2 separate regions of the Homo sapiens genome follow, and region 1 is linked to region 2. A link is an interaction called in ENCODE POLR2A ChIA-PET data of the cell type or tissue named here. Cell type or tissue: OCI-LY7. All regions are shown on one strand. Each heading gives the region's core, and the rest is flanking DNA. Links, peaks and the distances in the headings are about the cores only.

What was found. ChIA-PET counts read pairs that join two places held together with the same protein. Peaks named below come from ENCODE experiments on the same cell type or tissue, not always from the same donor. Only the 100,000 strongest peaks of a DNase experiment are listed, where the experiment ranks them.
Region 1: POLR2A ChIA-PET joins it to region 2 with 5 read pairs; 2 of 35 experiments call an interaction of 5 or more read pairs at or near these places.

Annotation. Positions count from the first base shown.
Region 1 is chr11:130,958,446-130,962,842 of GRCh38, reverse strand. No RefSeq gene overlaps it. Among named protein-coding and RNA genes, the nearest start is that of SNX19, 44 kb to the right of the region's middle. In OCI-LY7, for the core only: no CTCF peak of the experiment used is centred there; no DNase peak of the experiment used is centred there.
Region 2 is chr11:130,852,615-130,857,011 of GRCh38, reverse strand. It overlaps LINC02551 (long intergenic non-protein coding RNA 2551), which reads left to right. Exons shown (of 6, transcript NR_125383.1): 3 at 2,120-2,285. Among named protein-coding and RNA genes, the nearest start is that of LINC02551, 7.3 kb to the left of the region's middle. In OCI-LY7, for the core only: no CTCF peak of the experiment used is centred there; a DNase peak (open chromatin) is centred at 2,341.

The sequences.
Region 1 (4,397 bases), core at 297-4,296, 110 kb before region 2:
ACCTATTTAAAGCATAAATCTCACAGGACCTATAAAACAAAAATACAATTTAAAAAACAAAAAGCAAAAATCCAACATGTACAGGCAACAAATAGCACGATGAATGGAATGGTACCTCACATCTCAATACCAACATTGAATGTAAATGGTCTAAATGCTCCACTTAAATGATACAGAATTGCAGAATGGATAAGAATTCACCAACCAACTATCTGCTGCCTTCAGGAGGCTCACCTAACACATAAGGACTCACATAAACTTACAATAAAGGGGTGGAAAAAGACATTTCATGCAAATGGACACAAAAAGCAAGCAGGAGTAGCTATTTTTATATCAGACAAAACAAACTTTAAAGCAACAGCAGTTTAAAAAGACAAAGAGGGTATTACATGATGATAAAAGGCCTTGTCCAACAGGAAAATATCACAGTCCTAAACATATACACATCTAACACTGGAGCTTCCAGATTTATAAAACAATTACTAGTAGACCTAAGGAATGAGATACACAGCAACACAATATTAGTGGGAGAATTTAATACTCCATTGACAGCACTAGACAAGTCATCAAGACAAAAAGTCAACAAAAAAACAATGGATTTAAACTATACCCTGGAACAAATGAACTTAACAGTTGTATATAGAACATTCCATCCAACAACTGCAGAATATACATTCTATTCAACAGTGCATGGAACTTTCTCCAAGATACACCATATGATAGGCCACAAAATGAGTATCAATAAATTTAAGAAAATTGAAATTATATCAAGCACTCTCTCAGACCACAGTAGTATAAAATTGGAAATCAAATCTAAAAGGAACCTTCAAATCCAAAAGGAACCTTCAAATCCAAAAGGAAACTTCATAACCTTCATATAAAATTGGAAATCAAATCCAAAAGGAACCTTCATTAAATAACCTGCTCCGAATGATCATTGAGTCAAAAATCAAATCAAAATGGAAATATAAAAATTATTCTAACTGAATGACACCAGTGACACAACCTATCAAAACATGTGGAATACACCAAAGGCAGTGCTAAGAGGAAAGTTCATAGCCCTAAATGTCTGCATCAAAAAGTCTGAAAGAGCACAAACAGACAATCTAACGTCACACCTCAGGGAACTAGAGAAACAAGAACAAACCAAACCCAAACCCAGCAGAAGAAAGGACATAACCAAGATCAGAGCAAAACTAAGTGAAATTGAAACAAAAAAATACAAAGATAAATGAAGCAAAAACCTGGTTCTTTGAAAAGATAAATAAAATTGATAGACCATTAGGAAGATTAACCAAGAAGAGAAGACAGAAAATCCAAATAAGCTCAATAAGCAACGAAATGGAAGATATTACAACTGACACCACAGAAATACAAAAGATCATTCAAGGTTACTATGAACACCTTTATGCACATAACCTAGAAAACCTAGAAGAAATGCATAAACTCCTGGAAAGATACAACCCTCCTAGCTTAAATTAGGAAGAATTAGATACCATGAACAAAGCAATAACAAGAATCAAGATGCAAGATTTAAATGGTAATTTAAAAATTATCAACAAAAAATGTTCGGGACCAGATGGATTCACAGCAGAATTCTACCAGCCATTCAAAGAAGAATTGGTACCAATCTTATTAACACTATTCCACAAGATAGAGAAAGAGAGAACCCTCCTTAAATAATTCTATGAAGCCAGTATCATCCTAATACCAAAACCAGGAAAGGACATAACCAAAAAAGAAAACTACAGACCAATATCCCTAATGAACATAGATGCTAAAATCCTTAACAAAATACTAGCTAACTGAATCCAACAACATGTTAAAAGGATAAATCACCATGATCAAGTGGGTTTCATACCAGGGATGCAGGGATGGTTTAACATACACAAGTCAATAAATGTGATACCCCACATAAACAGAATTTAAAACAAAAATCACATGATCCTCTCAATAGATGCAGAAAAAGCACTCAATGAAATCCAGCATGACTTTATGATTACAATTCTCAGCAAAATAGGCATACAAGGGACATATCTCAAGGTAATAAAAGCCATCTACGACAAACCCACAGCCAATATAATACTGAATGGGGAAAAGTTGAAAGCATTCCCTCTGAAAACTGGAAGAAGACAAGGATGCCCATTCTCAACACTCCTCTTCAACATAGTACTGGAAGTCCTAGCCAGAGCAATCAGACAAGAAAACGAAATAAAGGGCATCCAAATTGGTAAAGAGGAAGTCATACTCTTGCTGTTTGCTGATGATATTATTGTTTACCTAGAAAACCCCAAAGACTCCTCCAGAAAGCTCCCAGAACTGACAAAAGAATTCAGTGAAGTTTCCAGATACAAAATTAATGTACACAAATCAATAGCTCTTCTATACACCAACAGTGACCAAGCTGAAAATCAAATAAAAAAGTCAACCCCTTTTACAACAGCTGCAAAAAAAAAAAAAAAAAAAACTTAGAACTTTCCTAACTAAGGAGGTGAAAGACTTCTACAAGGAAAACTACAAAACACTGCTGAAAGAAATCATAGGCGACACAAACAAATGGAAACACATCCCACGCTCATGGATGGGTAGGATCAATATTGTGAAAATGACCATACTGGCAAAAGCAATCTACAAATTTAATGCAATTCCCATCAAAATACCACCATCATTCTTCACAGAATTAGAAACAAACAATTCTAAAATTCATATGGAACTGAAAAAGAGCCCACATAGCTAAAGCAAGACTAAGCAAAAAGAACAAATCTGGAGACATCACAGTACCTGACTTCAAACTATACTATAAGGCCATAGTCACCAAAACAGCATGGTACTTGTATAAAAATAGGCACTTAGACCAACGGAATAGAATAAAGTACCCAGAAATAAACCCAAATACTTACAGCCAACTGATCTTTGATGGAGCAAACAAAAACATAAAGTGGGGAAAGGACACCCTTTTCAAGAAATGGTGCTGGGATAGTTGGCTAGCCACATGTAGGAGAATGAAATTGGATCATCATCTCTCACCTTACACAAAAATCAACTCAAGATGGATTAAGGACTTAAATCTAAGACCTGAAACTATAAAAATTCTAGAAGATAACATTGGAAAAACCCTTCTAGATCTTGGCTTAGGCAAGGATTTCATGACCAAGAACACAAAAGCAAATGCAATAAATACAAAGATAAATAGCTGGGACTTAAGTAAAATCAAGAGCTTTTGCACAGCAAAAAGAACAATCAGCAGAGTAAACAGACAACCCACAGAGGAGGAGAAAGTCTTCACAATCTATACATCAGACAAAGGACTAATATCCAGAATCTACAACGAACCGAAACAAATCAGCAAGAAAAAACAAACAGTCCCATAAAAAAATGGGCTAAGGACACGAGTAGACAATTCTCTAAAGAAGATATACAAATAGCCAACAAACATGAAACAATGCTCAGCATCACTAATGATCAAGGAAATGCAAATCAAAACCACAATGTGACACCACCTTCCTCCTGCAAGAATGACCATAACTGAAAAATCAAAAAATAGTAGATGTTGGCGTGGATGTGTTGAACAGGGAACACTTCTACACTGCTGGTTGGAATGTAAACTAGTACAAGCACTATGGAAAACAGTGTGGAAATTCCTTAAAGAACTAAAAGTACCATTTGATCCAGCAATCCCACTACTGGATATCTACCCAGAGGAAAATAAATCATTATATGAAAAAAATACTTGCACATGGATGTTTACAGCAGCGCAAGTTGCAATTGCAAAAACGTGGAACCAACCCAAATGTCCATCATTCAATGAGTGGATAAAGAAACTGTGAGACACATATATAGATATACGTATATTATATATATATATTCCTATATTTTTTATATATATATATAATGGAATACTACTCAGCCATAAAAAGGAATGAATTAATGGTATTTGCAGTGACCTGGATGAGATTGGAGACTATTATTCTAAGCGAAGTAACTCAGGAATGGAAAACCAAACGTCGTATGTTCTCTCTCATAAGTGGGAGCTAAGCTGTGAGGATACAAACGCATAAGAATGACACAATGGACTTTGAAGACTCAGGGAAAAGGGTGGGAAGGGAAGGGAATTAAGGATAAAAGACTACAAATAGGGTGTGGTGTATACTGCTCGGGTGATGGGTGCACCAAAATCTCACAAATCACCACTAAAGAACTTACCCATGTAACCAAACACCACCTATTCCCCAATAACTTATAGAAATATAAATAAAATAAAAGTTGAAATTATTTTTAAAAAATAGATCATCCTGGCTGGGTATGGTGGCTCATGCCTGTAATCCCAGCACTTTGGGAGCCCGAGGTGGGAGGATCACTTAAGCCCAGGAGTTAGAGGCCACCCTGGGCAACGTAGT
Region 2 (4,397 bases), core at 146-4,145:
AAACCTGGAGGCATCGTGCTACCTGACTTCAAACTATACTACAAGGCTACAGTAACCAAAACAGCATGGTACTGGTACCAAAACAGAGATGTAGACCAATGGAACAGAACAGAGGCCTAAGAAATAACACCACACATCTACAACCATCTGATCTTTGACAAACCTAACAAAAACAAGAAATGGGGAAAGGATTCCCTATTTAATAAATGGTGCTGGGAAAACTGGCTAGCCATATGTAAAAAGCTGAAACTGGATCCTTTCCTTACACCTTATACAAAATTAATTCAAGATGGATTAAAGACTTAAATGTAAGACCTAAAACCATAAAAACCCTAGAAGAAAACCTAGGCAATACCATTTAGGACATAGGCATGGGCAAGGACTTCATGACTAAAACACCAAAAGCAACGGCAACAAAAGCCAAAATAGACAAATGGGTTCTAACTAAACTAAAGAGCTTCTGCACAGCAAAAGAAACTACCATCAGAGTGAACAGCCAACCTACAGAATGAGAGAAAATTTCTGCAATCTGCCCATCTGACAAAGGGCTAATATCCAGAATCTACAAAGAACATAAACAAATTTACAAGAAAAAAACCAAACAGCCCCATCAAAAAGTGGGCAAAAGATATGAACAGATACTTCTCAAAAGAAGACATTTATGCATCCAACAGAGACATGAAAAAAATGCTCATCATCACTGGTCATCAGAGAAATGCAAATCAAAACCACAATGATACCATCTCACACCACTCAGAATGGCGATCATTAAAAAGTCAGGAAACAACAGGTGCTGGAGAGGATGTGGAGAAATAGGAACATTTTTACACTATTGGTGGGAGTGTAAACTGGTTCAACCATTGTGGAAGACAGTGTGGTGATTCCTCAAGGATCTAGAACTAGAAATACCATTTGACCCAGCAATCCCATTACTGGGTATATATCCAAAGGATTATAAATCATGCTAGTATAAAGACATATGCACATGTATGTTTATTGCGGCACTATTCACAATAGCAAAGACTTGGAACCAACCCAAATGTCCATTAATGATAGACTGGATTAAGAAAATGTGGCACATATACACCATGGAATACTATGCAGCCACGAAAAAGGATGAGTTTATGTCCTTTGTAGGGACATGGATGAAGCTGGAAACCATCATTCTGAGCAAACTATCACAAGGACAGAAAACCAAACACCACATGTTCTCACTCATAGGTGGGAACTGAACAATGAGAATACTTGGGCACAGGGCAGGGAACATCACACACTGGGGCCTGTCAGGGGCTGGGGGAGGGATAGCATTAGGAGAAACACCTAATGTAAATGACGAGTTAATGGGTGCAGCAAACCAGTATGGCACATGTATACATATGTAACAAACCTGCACATTGTACACATGTACCCTAGAACTTAAAGCATTATTTTTTTAAAAAAGTATGTAAAAAAAGAATTATTGGTCTTTGGTTTGATTCCTTCTCACTGCATACACATCAATCAGGAAGTCAACACATATAGAGTGAGCTCTTCCTTTGGGTGGGCACTGTGCTGAGGGCATCTTGATGGACCCAGCACTCACAGCCCCACTTTCAAGGACCTGCAGGCTGTTCAGCTGACCCCCACTTCTGTTTTAAGCTTTTAAACTTCTGTGTGGTTCCATTCCTTGTCCACCCAAAGTTCTACTTGTTCATGTGGTTGTTAGGTATAGAGATGGGAAAATGCATATGAATATACAATACAGAGATGTGTTACATATGTGAACTTGGAAGACTGGGACTAGGATGCCGTCTGTCTCTAGTGTCATATTCCATTTTTAAAGGAGGGAAGGTATAAATGTATTTCTACCAACATGGAGATTCATTAGGAGAAAGGGGCAGAGAATCAGATTCTGAAAAGGAGCCACTATAAATACTGTAACCAAACAGAATCCGCCAGACTAGAGGGAATTGCACCTCCTCACTGCACAAGATTAGCTAATGCGGGTGAAGCTATTGGAGTGCTTCTGAAGAAATCAAAATTTTGTTATTATGATTATACTGTTAGATATTTCTTTCTTGAGATTCTAAATGAATTTGTTTAATGCCTTATTGGTCCATTCCTGCATCTCTGCTTCCAGAAGCCAAGAACAAGTTCTCTGGATCACATAGGCTCCTCTGCTGCTTCCTCAGAAACAGAGATGGTACTTGGTGCCGAAGAAAGAGACAGAGACTGGGAAGGAGAAGGAAGTCAGCAGAAAGAAGAAAGACGCACAGGAAAGAGAGAAGGGTAGCTAAAAGAAAGAGGTAAGAACAGATCTCAGTTCTTCATTTCTGCTTGAGGACTCATTGAAGCATTGCATTGGTTTAGGAGAGCAAATGAGGTGTGACGTGTTATAGAAAGTGGATCTTAAAGCTCTTACTATAAATAACCCATAATAAGTAAAACTTTTGCTAGGCAAGAAAAAAGTATCTAAAGAGAAAAGAGACATTGACTACGTAGAACAGATCATTATTGTAGAAATGGGAAGGGCCAAACCATTCTCATCCTTAGCATACATTTCCCCCTCTCTAAGGTGATTGACCATGAGTTTGTTTGGGAACTGTTTGGTTTTAGCGGTGAAAGTCTTGGATCCCCAGCAACTCCCTCAGGCCCAAGCAAACCAGGATGGTAGGTCACCCTACCCCTGCCTGAAATGTCCTCCTCCCATGCCACCCCTGTCCCCTCACCTCTTAGTGAAGGTGTCCAGCTGCGAGTTTAAACTCAGTCTCCTCCACAGAACGTTCCATGATCCTCAAGCAGAACTTGTTCTTGTCTCTGTGTTCCACGGGGCCTTTTACATAACTCAACAATAGCGCTTACTGATTGTACACTGTTTCCCACTAAAATGTCTTTCTCTCTGATACAGTATAAACTCTTTAAAAGTAATAATCTCATATTTGAATCTTTGATACCCAAATAAACATTTGCTGATTATATGAATGAATAAACAAAGGAGCAAAGGAAGTTTGAGAAAACCATAAATTATTCACCAGTAAATATTAAACATTACTTGAGATATTCCCACCCGCACTGAACTACCTGGACGTGATAACAAATTCTGAAGGTCTGGATCACAGGCAGACAAACAGGAATGCTTGGAAGGCAGAAGCCTCCCACACAAAATTTTTCACCTGCTGCTAATATGCTACCCATAGTTTCCACCATTAAAAATCTATTATTTTGGGTTAAGCCAAATTTCTCCCTTGCATAGGACCTGCCAAGACTATTGTTTAAAATCTTATTTTGCTATTCACCCAGGTGACTGGCTTAACATTCATAGCAATCACCCCAGCATTGAGGTCTTGCTCAAATAGCCCCAGGTACCTGGCAACATAGAAACAGCTATATTTCCAGATGATAAATACCTCAATTACAAGGATTAAAATGTTCTCTGGGGTATTCTATTTTTAAGTGGTTTGGTCCCAAAAGACCCCGAGCAAAGACTTTGCTATTATTTTTTTGCTTACAATTGGGCTAGGAGGAGGACTGGGTCTCATCTGCTCCTGGGAGCTAAGTGGCTTCCCTAAGCTTGGACTTAAAGTGTTCTGTGGGAAGTGTGTTTCTTTCCAGAAGTGGGTGGAAGGTGGAGGGGTAGGAACCATGTTGGGCACATTTATGAAGAGAGAGTGTGACAGACCTCTGTAAGTGCTGGCAATGAAAAGGTCTGGAAAGCAATGTAGTCTGAGAGGGAACATTACATGATCAGAGGGAAAGAGGTTTCTTTGTGGGCAAAAGGAGGTAAGACATAAGAAGTCAGAGAGAATGGTCTTCAGAATAAATATCCAGAACCTCACTTGAAAACACCAGGAAGATAACACGGTGGCCCCGAGCAGAGAGGAGAGGCAACACAAGATTACATTTGCAGACTTAGTCATGAAATTGTATAATTTGAGGCCTAATTTGTTTTGAATGTCCCTGCCTTTTTGGTCTCTTTAGTTTATAATCTAAAACCATCTTGTGAAATAGTTTGAACCTGGATGTAAGTTGAACATGAAACACAGCTAAGTGTGAAAGAGAGTAAGTGTGCCACAAATCTGAATGAGAAATAGCTTAAGACCATTCAATAATTCCCTAACTGGAACACTAAGTGAAGGGCGTGGAGCAAACTTTCACAGCTCCATTCACCTGGCAGCCTGGGGTACAGAGGGGCTAGGGAGGGTATGGGGCAGAGCTCTGCCTGCTGTGGTGAGAACTCGCCGTGGGGACTGCGCAGGCCCAGCGCTGGACCAGGCGGACGGATTCCTGCTCTGTGTGTGCTTACAGTCTGTCTGACCTAAAATAGGAGCCACTGGAGACTAGTTTCTCTCGGTTGTAAACCTTACACATGACAACTGGCCAATGACATGAGGCTGACAGGTATAATATTAGATTATATG